2 separate regions of the Homo sapiens genome follow, and region 1 is linked to region 2. Evidence: read pairs that join two places in POLR2A ChIA-PET (ENCODE). Cell type or tissue: PC-9. All regions are shown on one strand. Each heading gives the region's core, and the rest is flanking DNA. Links, peaks and the distances in the headings are about the cores only.

Region 1 (5,000 bases), core at 1-5,000, 220 kb after region 2:
CAACCTCTTCCTTTTCTCATGCTGGGCACAGAGCAGACATCTCTGGGTTGGTGAGGATGCCGAGCTCAGGCCTCTGAGTGCTCAGGGGAGGAGGCCCCGCCTTCTCCCCACATGGGGCACTGGGCAGATTCAAGGGAAATGGTGTCTGCTTTCTACACACTTCCTCCTACCTTCCCCCTTCTCCCATTTGAGCCTGAAGGCGGACATCTGGCCCAAGAAGATCTCAAACTCTCTGATGACAACCTAGTGACTCCCTTTTTTAGTATTCTCCCAGAGCTGAGGAATATATGGACCGCATCCTGGGTTTGGTTTCAGGAGAGGACTCCTCCCAGCCCTGCCCCAGGTCCAGCCCTAAACAAATCTCTGAGATACGAGCTATTCACCTTCTGTCCTCCCAGAGCCTACAGTTCGGTGATGGGGAAAGCTACCTTTTCCAGTTCATCATCATCATCTTCATCATCAGTAGGATTTATTGCACCCTGCTGTGTTTCAGGCATTGTGCTAGATTCCTACCCTATTCTTTTCCTCCTTGCTGTCCCCACTTTAGAGTCACCAGCTCAGTGACATGCAGGACATGGATGTTGTACAAATGTCTTTTGGTCAATTGTGTCGTGTCCAAATAGTGGAGTATAAATGGCATAGCACAGGGACCAGCACCCAGGAGCACAGGGGTGCAGAGGTTCCCCAGAGCTCATCATGGCCTTAGTGGTGTGCTTAGAATTATGGTTACCATGGCGGAAGTTTGGGTTAAGATTGACTAGCACTAAGGTTGTGGTTAGGGTGACATTCTATTTAACAGTACGGTAGTGGTTAGGGTAAGATTAGAGGAATAACTTTAGCAGTGCAGCATTAGGGTGAGGTTTTAATCTTAGGATTGTGGTCAGGGTTGGGTTAGGGTTATGCTAAAGTAACATTTAGGACTGTGGGTGTTTTCGATTGTATGTGTGGTTGTTGTTCTAACCCACCATTGATGGAGCCTTATTGAATAAGCTGACAGTTTACAGGCACCACCTAATTTAATACTGGGGACAGCTCGGCACAGTGGCTAAGAGCATGGGCCACGAGTCAGACAGATCCCGGTTCCACTTGACTCGGTTACTCCCCAGTCGTGCTATCAAGTGTGTTCTTTCACCTCCCCGAGTCTCAATGTGAAAGACTGATGATACCAATACTGGCTGCGCAGAGCTGTGGTCAGAATAACACAAAGGAATGTGGATAAAGTGCCGGCTCACATAGGTAAGTGCTCAGTACTCGATAGCAAATACTTTTTCTTGTCTGGGTCAGTTAGAGTTCCAGCAGGAAAGGGATGGCACACTCGATGTATTTATTTACAAAAGCACTGGCAGAGTCAAGAGAAAACAATGAATAATGGTGGAGTATCCCAGGGTAGTTACGTAGGCAAGCTCTTACCCTCCAGGTCTAAAGGGGCAAGGGACCAGCAGTCATAAGAACCCAGGGTAGCTCAGGCTATAGGAGAGGGCCATGGACAGGGCTGCGGCCTCTGGTGGAGGAATGCAGCCACTGCTCACCTGCAGTACCTGTTGCGAGGGAGCTGGGAGGATCTGCACCTCCACTCACCCTTCTCCTGCCCTCTGACCTCCTGCCACAGTTCCCCACTGATGGAACTGGACCAGAAGGCAGAGGGCAAAGGAATCTCCCAGGACTCAGAGTGGGATGGAGAGGGATCCAGGGGCAAGTGGAAGATCTTCAGCACATTTGCCAGTCCTTGCCATGACCCTGTGAGGAGGGTATTCCCATGACTCCCACTTTGCAATGAGGACACTGAGGGTAAGGGCGATTCCAGCCTAGCTCTCCTCGACTTCAGAACTTGTGATTATAGTCATTGTGCGAACCAGCCTCCAGGGCATGTGAGCGTAGGCAAGTGCGGAAACATCCAGCTTGGCTTGGAAACTGCAGAGTACTGGGTTAGGCAAGGTATCCAGCGTCTTTTCAGAAAACTACAGAAGTCGGTGAGAGCCTGGAGCAGCATTCGGCCTCATTAAAATGTTAATGTATACAGTTTCCAGCACCGGACTTAAAATAACTAGTGACAATAAACATTTCAAGCTTGTAGCTATGTTCATAGCATCTAGCCAACTTAAATCCTGTAGGATTTTTGTTTGAAAGGAAGAGGCTGGGAGCAATGAAGCAAGAAAAGAGAGGAAAGACTGGCAAAGCTCTTTTTCAGATGGCCCAGGGAAGGTTCGCCCCATCCGGCTGCTTTTTACAGAACTGGCTGCTCACTCAGTGAGGGTCTCCCTCTGCGGGGGTATGTGTGTGTATGCGTGTGTGTGTGGCGGGGCGTGGGTGGAAGCTGTGGAGAGAACATGTCTCAAAAGTCATAATGGAGATTTTTTCAGGCTCCGTGAATTCTCCTTTTGAGCTCAAGTTTTTCAAATATGTATCAGGTTTCACCTCTTGTCCAGGACATAAAGGAGGTTTCTGATTTATGGGTCCGGTAGTTTTTCCAGTTACTCCATCTTTAAATCTGCCATCAGTTAATTAATTTGCCACGGTCAGAAAAGGCACTGTGAGCTTCCCAGGTGAAAATAACTTTAGCAAAGTATGATCACAGTTTAAAAAAAAAAAAAAGGGAGGCATTCTGAAACATACACTTGTTTCCACTTGTGAAATTAACTGAATCAGTGTCTCGGCACTCCTCCTCCTCCCCCTGTCATGGCGCATGCACACACACACACTCTCTCTCTCTCTCTCTCACACACACACACACAGACACACACACACACACACACACCCCACCTCTGCAGAAGGGCTAAAGGGGAAGATTTAAACCTGGCAGGATAATTTCCCAGAAAAGGATTAGAAGGGGAAAATGGATTAACTGCAAAGTCATCTGATGACTGTGTTGTATGAGGCTGCTTGGGACCCAGAGGGGTGTATTCGTCTGTCTGTGTCTATCTGTCTGCAGATGACACCGGGAAGATTGCTAAATGATTCCCAATAATGAAATGTGAAAACACATAGTTGCTTTGCTAGCCACATAGCTGTGGTTTTGTGTCTGTGATTCATGGTGGAAGTGAGTAGCTGCGACAAGCATTCTGTGGGTTTTTTTTTTTCTCCTTATTTCTCCTACAAAAATATTTGTGAAAGGTCTAAAAGGAAGTGGAGTACTTTTTGAAAAGAAAAAAAATCCCTGTTCCTTGCAAAACAAAGATTACAGATGAAAACTTCTGGAGCTACCACATTTCTGCTTCCAGATGTCGCCTACGCTGCATTTTCCTCCTGGAGCCTCAGCCCTGCCCACGATGTAACATGTCCACCCGCGAGTGCCCGCAGCAGAGGCCACTTGAGGGAGTCTGCATCTGCAGGGGTCTGGCGGTATCCTCTCAAGACCCCAGCCAGGCCACGCCCTTCCAGGGGAGAAAAATTAATTCCACATTTCTTTCTTTTTTGATGTTCTTGGGACAAGGTCAGAGGCTCCACAAAATGCAGTAGCGTGTGAGGGCAGAATTGTGAAATAATTTATGTCTTAAATAAACCTGAGTTTGAATCTCAGCTCCACCACTTAGCTATGCAGCCTACAGTGAGTGATTTAACCTTGTGAGCTTCAGTGTTCTCATCTGTAGGCTGGGGATGATCATTGCTACCTTATGGAATTGTCAGAAGGATTGACTAATCCACGTAAGTGCATCTGGCACATTTTTGGTCCTCTATAAATGACACCCAGTCTTTTTTGGTGGGGAGGAGGATGGAGTCTCGCTCTGTTATCCAGGCTGGAGTGCAGTGGCATGACCTCGGCTCACTGCAACCTCTGTCTCCCAGGTTCAAGCAATTCTCCTGCCTCAGCCTCCTAAGTAACTGGGGAATTACAGGTGCCCACCACCATGCTCAGCTAATTTTTGTATTTTTAGTAGAGACGGGGTTTCACTATGTTGGCCAGGCTGGTATCGAACTCCTGACCTCAAGTGATCCGCCCACCTCAGCCTTCCAAAGGGCTGGGATTACAGGCATGAGCCACCGTGCCCACTCTTTTTTTTTTTTTTAATATAAAGAAAAGTGGTTTATTTGGTTCATGGTTCTGTACATTTGTTCAAAGTCTCACCGTACCCACTCTTACTTGTCCCCTGCCTCGGGGGTTATCTGAGCCTTTCAGAAATGCAGCAGCGGTCATCAGAAACTTTGAGAATTTGCCCAGAGCACTTGAAGGTGTTTCCAGACCTGGGAGGTTTCTGGTCACAGCCAAGGGTGAGCAGCAGGGTGGGGAAGGGAATCTCATCCCCCAGAGGCAGACAGAGCTCAGCCTGAAGACCCTGGCCCAGCACTTCCCTGCTGGGGATGACCCCGGGCAAGTTAGCAGGCTCCCTGTGCTTCAGTTTTCTCTTCTGTAAAATGGGGACACTAGTTCCTGTATCATAGGGTTGCTGTACTAATCAAGTAAATAAAAAAATAAAATGCCTTAGCAGAGGCCTGGCACATCATAGGTTGACAGATTTGGGCTGCTAGATTGCTGAATGGAAGCTTTCCAGGTTGGGGCCCTAGTTCCCATAGAAATCTCCTTTTGTTTATGGCCCCGGGGTAAATTTCCAGCCCCTGTGAGAGCGGAAAGGGCAGGCTGGGACTTTGGCCAGTTCCTGAAAGTGTATCTTTGACCCAGGTCCCTAGCTGCCTTAGTCTACAGTGTGCTTGTCGGGGCAGGCCCACGAGTGGGGTAAACACATCTGGAGTCAGGCCTGTGTTTGCTGTTCAATAAGCCAGACCTGCTAAGCTTGTGCATGGGCATGTGTGGGGGCGCATCATGGAGGGTGGAAGGGTCCTGAAGGCCATGAGCTGGGAACTCAAGGGTTCAGGAGGTGAGCATCTCATGGCCAAGTTAGTGGTGGTGAGATGTTTGTATACCAGGTTTGCTGTGGCTTTGGGAAAGAGTCCTAGCTCAATCCCCTCAGCCTAGGTGTCTCTCCTCCCCTTCCTCCAGCCCCTCCTCCAATCTCCTGTAGCACTTGCCAGGTCCCTAGGCCCTGCCTTGCATTTTCATTCCCTTT
Region 2 (10,616 bases), core at 2,846-7,845:
AGCTGATAAAGAGGGAAATGTGGAAAAGCAGCACACTAAAAAATAAGGTAAAGAAGTAAGCGAGGATCACTCTCCAGAAGATTGTGTATGCCTCATGTGGCAGAGACTACTGGTGGTCTTCCAATACCCATTCCCCACTTATCTACAATAACAGGCCTCCTGTAGCTAGACACAAGGCCCCCCAGACAAGACTCTCTTTCTCAATATCTCTTGCAGCTAGAACTGGCAGCCAAGTTCTGGCCAAGGAGCTGAGAGTGAAAATGATTTGCACATCTTCTGGGTTGTCCCCTTAAAGGAAAGGGCACATCCTCCTCTTCTCCATTTCCTTTTTCATGCTGGTTCTGACATGGTGGTGAAATATCCAAGACCAGGTAAATCAGAAGGAACTGGATTCCTGAACCATCACCTAAGTCCTAAGAGAGAATAAACTTCTAACTTGTTAAAGCCATCTGACTTGGATCTCGATTATAACAGATAAATTAATTCAGCTGGTTAAGGAGTTTGGTGTTACCTTATAAGCACTTAGAGCCACTAAATATAGTCTGATTTTTAAAAGATTGCTTTAGCAGAAAAATAGTGGACAGAGACAAAAAGTTTAAAGATCATCTTTACAATTTGGGTAAGTGAAGGTGATGCCTAGTCTAAGGCAGTGACTGATATGAGAATGTAGAGGAGGGGATAAAAGTGAGAGATGTAAAATAAGGTAGAATTGATAGGATTTTGTCACCAGTAGAAATAAAATGATAGTTGTAAGGGAAGAATTTAAGATGATTCCAAGGTTTCTGGCTTAGGTGACTGAGTAGTAGACAGTGATGCCTTTCATGACTTTTAATGAGTGCTAGGAGGCTTTTTCTTTCATTTCTTTGGGAAATCAATGAAGACTAATAAATTCAGTGTTGGCAAAATATTTATTTCCTATCCCTGTGACTTTAGGCTTTGTTGTTCTAAAAGTCTAGTTTCAAAGAGACGAACACATCCACTAGGGGACACAACAAATGATTCCACTAACCTGAAGTTGAGACCCCAACTTTACTCTGAAGTTCCAAATCAAGAGGCAATGGAGAGGGTTACTGTATTCACTGGGGATAACTGACCCTAACTTTCAAGAGGAATTTGAGTGACTATTGCACAATACAGGTGAAGTGAAGTGTGTCTGAAATGCAAGAGATCCTCTAGGACATCTCTTAGTATTTCCCATGTCCTGAGATTCAAGTCCACGGAAAATTGCAAAGGGTTTTGTAGAACTGCAAACAGCAGAAGTAATTCAGAAAGAACTGCTAATAGCCCATATCTTTCAAGAATGAAAGCCTGGGTCACCCCATGAGGCAAGGAATCCGAACTGGCTGAAGTACTTACTTAGAGCAAAGGGAATATGGAATGAGTAGTGGAAGAACATATATACCAGCTATGACCACATGACCATTGCAGAAATATGGACTACAATAGTTACAAATATTTCTTCCTTAATTTGATATATTTGTGTTTAAATATGTGTGTGTGTGTGTGTGTGTGTATTAACCAAATATTTTTTGGTTCATTAGTTTTCTTCCTTATTATCTAACATGTGTTAATAAGAGTTAACCTTATATTTCAGTATTTAAGTTACAGAACATGAAAGAGGGAGTGTGAATCAGGTGGAGAAGGATGAACTAATATTATCTTAAAGACAAAAAAAAAAGACTTTGTGTGCTTTTCTGGGGAAAGAGAATGTTTTTGGTTGTCCAGCAATAAATGTCTCATGTTAGGTGTGAAAATCTCCCTGTGACCCAACCTAATCAGAAACATATGGGAAAGACTGCCAGGCACGGTGGCTCACGCCTGTAATCCCAGCACTTTGGGACGCGGAGGCGAGTGGATCACTTGAGGTCAGGAGTTAGAGACCAGCCTGGCCAACATGGTGAAACCCTGTCTCTACTAATAGAAAACTTAAGCTGGGCATGGTGGCGTGTGCCTATAATCCCAGCTACTCGGAAGGCAGAGGTAGGAGAATCACTTGAACCCAAGAGGTGGAGAATGCAGTGAGCCTGAGGTGGTGCCACTGCACTCCAGCCTGGGTGACAAAGTGAGACTTTGTCTCAAAAAAAAAAGAGAGAGAAAGGGAATTTTGGGAAATGGAGTTTAGCTCAGCCAAGTTGACCTTTTACAAACCCATTGCAAGGAACTCAAAAATACACAAACCCATAATAAACAGAGAGAGGAGGTAATCAGAAGATGAAAATCTTGTTTGTACATTCTGAAAGACAAAGAACAAATATGAGTGGTAACTTACAGAGCAGGAAGAAACCAGTTTAGAGTACTGATGGCAGAAAGGGATAAAATCAAAAGAAGGCTGGCTTGCCCAGAGAACCTCAGAGAAGGTCAGGATTCTCAGACACTAGGGGGTGCTAGGGAAGGAAAGGAGTAAAACTTGGGGCTAAAAATACGTAAATCTATATTCGGAACCATCAACCAGCCTTTCCTTAGGCTGAATGTCTCTTAAATCCTTGAATTTGAGAGTCCCCTAGCAGTAGTAACAGTTCCTTACCCTATTCACATAAAGCAGAAACCTGACAGGTAACAAGCCCCTCTCATATACACAGAGCTCCCAATCAGTTTGTCAGTGTCTTCCATGCTTAAACATAAATGCACAGCCAAGGATTGCTAGATATTTGAGGAACACGTCCAAAATGAAAGAAAAACTAAAGATAAATAAATAGGATCTGAATTTGGAGAAAACAGAATGCAAAAAGCAGAAAAGAACTTTCAACTCAAATTGTTATCCTCAGAGAGATTCTTAAAGAGACTGCATCTATAAATCAAGAACAATGTGCTATTTATAAAAAAGATCAACGCCAGAAGAACCACAGAAAAAAAAATTTCCAATTCTCAAAATAAAAGATGCAATAAAGGACTAGAAGTTAAAGTATCTCAGGAAGTACAACAAAATGTAAGATAAAAGGCACAAAGATAATCAATCCAACAGATCCAAAATCCTACTAATGAAGAGTTCCAGAAACAGAAAACGAGAGAAAAAAAATGAATGAAGAAATAGCACAAAGAAATGTCCCAAAGTTAAGAGATTCCAATCTCTAGACAGAAAGGGGCCAGCATACTGACTACTCAGTACAATTAATAATAAAACTAAATAAGCAAACAAAAAACACTGAAATTTCAGAATACCAGAGATTTTTTAAGTTTGGGAGAGAGGAGGTCACCAAAACAGGAAAAGAATCAGAACAGTATAACACCTACACAATGTGATAGAACAAAATAGAACAATGATCCTAAAACCTTGAGGAATAATTATCTTCAACATCATATTTTATATCCAAATTAGCAAGTAAGTGTGAGATTAGAATAAAGACATTGTCAGATACAGGACGACTCAGAAAATTTACCCCTCACCCACACTTCCTTAGCAAGTTACTTGAGCATGCACTCCAGGAAATGGAGGTACTGAATGGTAACAGGAAGCCATGAGATTCGATAAACAGCAAATCACATTCCGGAGGGTCAGCAAGGGGAATGCTGTAGTTAACACCCATATGGCAGAGTGTTGAGGAAGAACGAAAACTTTATTTTTCAGGACAGTTAAATAAATATGTAATATCTAAAATGTGTAAGTGTTTAAGTAGTGAAAAGGGCAACATAATTATTTAGTGCTATGAAGATGGCGACCAAAAGAAACAGCTAAATAATTGAAAGAGGATGCCATTGGCAAAAACATTTGGAGGGCATGGAGCAGTGGGTGGCCATTTGGCCCAATTTTTTTAAACCATGCATATGAATCACTTTGATAAAAATGTAAACTGTATCTCTTTAAAGGGCACAGAGAGAGGATTAGCTCTCATCAGAAGGGCCGCTTCTCCTGAGACTACAAGATTATGAGCATGCTAAGTAAAGCTAAGGGTTAGAAGTGAGATGTTTTACTGGGCTTGATAGGTAAACTTGATTTCCTGTAAGGCAGGAAGCTAAATTATAAATATAATGCAAAATAAAAATGTTTGCTAAGATTGAGAAAGCAGCACTAGAGTAGATGGTCTATGCGAAGTAGTGAAGGCTTGGCAGAGCTATAATGGGCAAAGGCGAAAGAAGGTGACCAGAAACTTGTCAAAGTATATACATCACAATGCTAAGGATGGAGAGTATATATTTACAGAAGGAAAAAAAAGTATGCCGCTTTAGGGCTTGTGAAGGTGTGGTTCCTTTCTCGGAATTACACTTATTAATTTAAAGTGCCTCAATAATATATCAGATCATTAAAGTTGTATAAAATCATTTGCTATGTATTAAATGTAGCAATTATTTGTTCACATAAGTGATAAAAGAAGACTATCTTCCACAATGTACAAGAGTCCATGAGAGACCTTATTAACATGTTATCTAGTATTCTAATCAAATTCTAAATATGAGCAAAGTCCCTTCCTAACAAAATTGTGAATGCCTTGAGAATTTTATCCATGACTGACATTTTGGAAGAAGCAACTTTCACTGAACACATACTGATTGTCAGGTAATGAGCTGGTGCTAAAAAGAGAGTCATGCCTAACCTCAAGGAGTTCACTGTCCACAGGAAGAGTGAGACAATTAACTCAACAATTAGAACAGAATTTGATAAATATGGAACATGTTTGTCTTGCTAACCAAAGTATTCCCAATGTCTGATTTCATTAAATAATCCCAATCTGTAATTACTGAAGTGCTGCCCCAGGGCAGGAAAAATAGGAATAAATAAAGCAAAGAATGGCAAGAAGGGAATTCCAGACAAAGAAAAGAGCATGTGTAAAAGCCAGAAGAAAGGACAAAGGAAGTAGGAGGCATTAAAAGGTGTGCAGATAAGAGGACATGGCAGAAGGGTTGAAAGGGTAGGGTGCTTTGTTTTCAGACCAAATTGCTGATCAACAGCCAAGGCCCATCATTTTATTTTCATTCTGGGGGCCAGAAATTGTTGAAACCATTTGAAATACACTTTCAACACTACATATAAATGGCAAATATTTATCACTATTTGATTTTTTTTTGTCCTTTTCTGAGACAGGGTCTCACTCTGTCACCCAGGCTGGAATGAAGTGGCATGATCCTAGCTCACTGCAGCCTAGACTTCCTGGGTTCCAGTGATCCTCCCACCTCAGTCCCCCGAGTAGCTGGGACCACAGGTGCCTGCCACCATGCCTGGCTAATTTTTTATGTCACCAGGCTCGGATAATTTTTGTATTTTTGGTAGAGATGCGGATTCACCAAGTTGCCCAGGCTGGTCTCAAATTCCTGAGCTCAAGTAATCCACCTGCCTCAGCCTCCCACAGCGCTAGGATTACAGGCATGAGCCACTGCACCTGTCTATTACTGGACTTTCAAATTTTCAAAGTTCAAAGATGTTACAAAATGACAGACTCAAAACCGTTTTCATTTATAAAACTAGAGACCTTTTAAGGCTTTGTAACAAATATATCAAGAGATACTCATATTAAAAATCTGTATGAAAATAAGCCACCTTTAAATATAATGAAATACTATGACCCTTTTGACATATAAAAACATGTATTTAAAATATAGTAGAAACATTACATAAATTCACTAAATACAATCACATAAAAACGCATGCATTGTACCTTGGTAAGATAAAAAGAAAAATAAGCAAATATCTGGTTTTAAGTATTTAGAAAGTGTTTATTTGTATAGTTAAGTGTGTTATAAATCTCTTAAAAAACCCCTAAAACTAGGTATAAATACCTTAGAATTATAAAAATTTCAAAATTTGATATAAAACTCCAAAATGTAAAAACCTAAGAGGTATGATGCAGTTATACAAATACTTTTAAAGAAGGTATTTTATGTATTATACTATTTGCAGAAACATATTAAAATTAACAAACCATGGGAATTACAAGATACCAAATTTTGGAATTAAATTCCTTCCTGTTTTCTTTTCACGTGAAATAGCACCTGTTTTCTAAATATGTATAACCAAGGTCCTAAAATTAAAATTCCCAAAGATAAGTTATCACTATAAACAAGAACAACCATAACAAATGGAAATATAAAGAAAACCTATAGCACTCACAGTCCCTTACTAATCCTAGTAAGATAGCTATAGAATGGAAAAAGTCCACAATTCCAATCCTAAAGCCAGTCAAAACATAGTTGTGACTGATCAGAAGCCTTGATATTATAAAGATTTCAATTCTTCCTCCAAATGGTCAATGGATTCTATGCAATGCTCATCAAAATTCTAGCAGGTTTTTGAAAACTGACAAGCTGATTCTAATAAGAATAATCAAGACAATCTAGAACAGGGGTCAGCAAACTATGGCCTATGTTCCAAATACAGTTAAAAGTGATCTTTTTTACATTCTTGAAGGTTTAAAAAAAAAAAAAGGCTGCACATGGTGGCTCATGTCTGTAATACCAACACTTTGGAAGGCCAAGGTGGGCAGATGGCCTGAGCCCAGGAGTTTGAGACCAGCCTGGACAACACAGGCAGATCCCATCTCTACAAAAAATAACGTAGCCAAGCATGGTGGGACACATCTACAGTTCCAGCTACATGGGAGGCTGATGTGGGAGGACTGCTTGAGCCCAGGAGGTCAAAGTTGTAATGAGTTGTGATCCTGCCACTGCATTCTAGCCTGGGCAACAGAGTAAAGACCCTGCCTCAATAAAATTTTTTTTAAATGTGAAAAAAAAAAAAAAAAGAAAAGAAAGAAAAATATTTAACAGAGACCAAATGTGACCCACAAGGCCTACAAATATTTACCACCTGGCCCTTTATAAAAAGCTTGCCAGGCCAGGGATGATGGCTCACACCGGTAATCCCAGCACCCAGGGAGGCCAAGGCAGATGGATCACCTGAGGTCAGGAGTTCGAGACCAGCCTGGCCAAAACAGTGAAACCCCATCTGTACTAAAAACACAAAAATTAGCCGGGCATGGTGGTGCACACCTATAATCCCAGCTACTTGGGAAGCTGAGACAGGAGAATCGCTTGAACCCAGGAGGCAGTGGTTGCAGTGAGCGCCACTGCACTCCAGCCTGGGTGACAGACTGAGACTCCGTCTCAAGAAAAAATAAAAAAGAAAGCTTGCCAATCCCTTATCTAGAAGCACAGAATTGGAGGACCTACACTAACAGATAAATTTATTGTAAAGCTACAGTAATTAAAATATGACACTAATGCAAAGACAGACAAATAGACCACAGGAATGGAGAGTCCAGAAACAAACTCATTTAAACATTGAATTTATGATGAAGTCACTGCAAAGTAGTAGGGATGACTTCTTCAGTAAATGGTGTTGGGGTGAACTGGATAGTTATTCGGAAAAAATAAACATTGACCCCTACCTCACGCTATATAAAATCAGTTTTATATGGAGTATTGATTTAAAAATAAAAGGTTAAAGAAATAAAAGAAGAAAAAGTAAATAATAATACTTGTAGCCTTACGGTTTCTTTTCTTTCTTTTTTTTTGAGTCAGGATCTCACTATGTTGCCTACGTTGGAGTGCAGTGCACAGCTCACTGCTGCCTTGGCCTCCCAGGCTCAAGCGATCCTCCCACCTCAGCCTCCCACATAACTGGGACCACAGGCACATGCCACCAAGCCTGGCTAATTTTTTACTTTTTGTAGAGACAGGGTCTCACTATGTTGCCCAAGCTGGTCTCAAATTCCTAACCTCAAGCAATCCTCCTGCCTCAGCCCCGCAAAGGGCTGGAATTATAGGTGTGTGAGCCACCATGCCCAGCTGACAATATATTTCTAAGAACAGAAAGGAAATGTGGTGTGGTAATTCACTTAGTTATTAAACAGGAAGGACCTTATCTTATCACATATTTTGTGGCAAGAACCTGGACCATCTCAATTTGCTAAAAGGATATGTGACAGAAGGCCAGGCGCGGTGGCTCACGCCTGTAATCCCAGCACTTTGAGAGGCCGAGGCGGGTGGATCACGAGGCCAGGAGATCGAGACCATCCTGGCTAACACGGTGAAACCCCGTCTCTACTAAAAATGCAAAAAATTAGCCAGGCGTGGCGGTGGGCACCTGTAGTTCCAGCTACTTGGGAGGCTGAAGCAGGAGAATGGCGTGAACCTGGGAGGTGGAGCTTGTAGTGAGCTGAGATTGCGCCACTGCACTCCAGCCTGGGCGACAGAGCGAGACTCCATCTCAAAAAAAAAGAAAAAAAAAAAGGGTATGTGACAGAATTATTTCATCTTTTAAGATGTTTGTGTGCCCAAATTTAATGGATGAAAAGAGTTTGTCTTTAACATTTTTTTCACTATCCCTTTATTTTTATTTTTGAGACAGACTCTCACTCCGTCACCCAGGCTGGAGTACAGTGGTGCAGTTCTGCAACCTCTGCCACCCAGCTTCAAGCAATTCTCATGCCTCAGCCTCCTGAGTAGCTGAGATTGCAGGTGTGCACAACCATGCTCAGCTAATTTTTGTATTTTTAGTAAAGACAGGGTTTTCCCATGTTGGCCTGGCTGGTCTCAAACTCCTGACCTCAAGTGATCCGCTCGCCTAGGCCTCCCAAAGTACTGAGATTACAGATGTGAGCCACCATGCCCGGCCCCTTTATTCTTAAATTCTGTAAATTATTTGTAAAATTACTTTAAACTTTAAAATACAAAGGGTCCATTGGACCTAAAAGGTAAACGGTAAAGACTACTTTTCTACTATACTGAGATCAAACTGTCTTACTGCAGCGTTTAGTTTCTTTTTTTTTTTTGAGACGGAATCTCGTTCTCGCTCTGTCACTCTGTCGCCCAGGCTGGAGTGTAGTGACTCGATCTCGGCTCACTGCATCCTCCACCTCTGCATTCAAGTGATTCTTGTGCCTCGGCCTCCCGAGTAGCTGGAATTACAAGCGTGCACCACCATGCCTAGCTAATTTTTGTATTTTTGGTAGAGCTGGGGCTTCACCATGTTGGCCACGCTGGTCTCAAACTCCTGACCTCAAGTGATCTGCCCGCGTCAGCCTCCCAAAGTGCTGGGATTACAGGCATGAGCCACTGTACCCAGCATGCAGCGTTTACATTCAAGTGCTCATTAAGAAAATAAAAAGTCCTGCAGTGAGAAATTTGTAATACATATAATGGATAAAAAACTGATGTGTAGAATTCACAAAGAACTCCTACAAAATCAGTAAGACATAAAACCTAGTCAAAAAATGGGAAAAAGACTTGAATCAGCATTTCATAAAAGAGGAAATACAAATTAACAATAATCAAATAAAAAAAGTGAAACCTCATTAGTCATCAGGGAAATGTAAATTAAATCCATTATCATGATACCACTAAACATCCACTAGGATTGCTAAACCTTAAAAGTTTAACAATACCAAGTGTTGATAAGGATGCAAAAAAACTGAAACACTGAAACACTGCTGGTGAGAATATAAACTGAAACAACCACTTTGGAAAAATGTTTAACAATACCCATTAACGCAGAACATGTATATACTCTATAATCAGGCAATTCCAATCCTTAATAGATATCCAAACAAAATTAAACACACACAAACAAACACATACATCTAAAGGGACACATACAGCATCAAAAGACACACAGCAGCACTTTTCATAATAACCAAAAAACTTCAATGACCATTAATATTAAAATGGATAAACAGATTGTGTTATATTCATACAATGAACTATTGTACAGGAACGGGAATAAACTACTACTACACACAACATGGATGACTCTCACAATAATACAATGTCAAGTGAAAGATGCCAGACTCATGAGTACATACAGTATTATTTCACTCACATGAAGTTCAAAAATAGGCAAAACTAATCTATGGCTCAGTATAGCAGTTATCTTTGGGGTATTAGAAAATAACTGAGGGGGATGAGGGAGATTTCTTGGGCACCAGTAATTCCTATTTCTTGATCTAGTAGTGATACCATGTGTGCCTTTTTTTTTTTTTTTTTTTTTGAGACGGAGTCTCACTCTGTCACCCAGGATGGAGTAGAGTGGCACGATCTTGGCTCACTGCAACCTCCGCCTCCCGGGTTCAAGCAATTCTCCTGCCTCAGCCTCCCAAGTAGCTGGGACTACAGGCGCATGTTACCATGCCAGCTAATTTTAGTATTTTTTAGTAGAGATGGGGTTTCACCATATTGACCAGGCTGGTCTCGAACTCTTAACCTCATGATCCGCTCCCCCCTCAGCCTCCCAAAGTGCTGGGATTACAGGCATGAGCAACCGCACCTGGCCAATGTGTGTCTTTATTTTGTGAAAATTCACTAAGCTGAACACTTAAAATTGTGCACTTCTCTGTTACGTTTCAATAAGTTTTATTATATGTGAAAAAAAAGGTCCTGGAAAACCAACATCCATTGATATGACAGTTTTCTGGACCAACGGTAGTCTTCTGGAAGACTGAGTGAATCCAATGATATACACAGTGTCAAAACAGCTCCCCTAGACTCTCAACAATGTGATATGTTATTTACATGTCATGCAGTTTTGTCACATGACTTTTTAGAAATCTCGTTTTTATAAAGCAGCTTAAATCTGGATTTTGCAAAAACTCAAAGCCATTTACAGTACTTTATTTGTAACAGCATGTTATCAGTAAATTTGTTTAGTTGTGTTCTAAACTCTTGTTTTTCTAATCAGCTTTGATTATTTA

Evidence for each region. ChIA-PET counts read pairs that join two places held together with the same protein. Peaks named below come from ENCODE experiments on the same cell type or tissue, not always from the same donor. Only the 100,000 strongest peaks of a DNase experiment are listed, where the experiment ranks them.
Region 1: POLR2A ChIA-PET joins it to region 2 with 10 read pairs; 2 of 35 experiments call an interaction of 5 or more read pairs at or near these places.

The regions. Positions count from the first base shown.
Region 1 is chr14:74,570,040-74,575,039 of GRCh38, reverse strand. The region is part of intron 3 of LTBP2 (latent transforming growth factor beta binding protein 2); the gene reads left to right. Among named protein-coding and RNA genes, the nearest start is that of LTBP2, 40 kb to the left of the region's middle. In PC-9, for the core only: CTCF peaks have their summits at 1,282 and 1,485 (motif pointing left); DNase peaks (open chromatin) are centred at 1,489, 1,849, 3,009, 4,509 and 1 weaker place; H3K4me3 peaks cover 3,091 bases; H3K27ac peaks cover 5,000 bases.
Region 2 is chr14:74,785,662-74,796,277 of GRCh38, reverse strand. The region is part of intron 4 of YLPM1 (YLP motif containing 1); the gene reads right to left. Among named protein-coding and RNA genes, the nearest start is that of YLPM1, 28 kb to the right of the region's middle. In PC-9, for the core only: no CTCF peak of the experiment used is centred there; no DNase peak of the experiment used is centred there.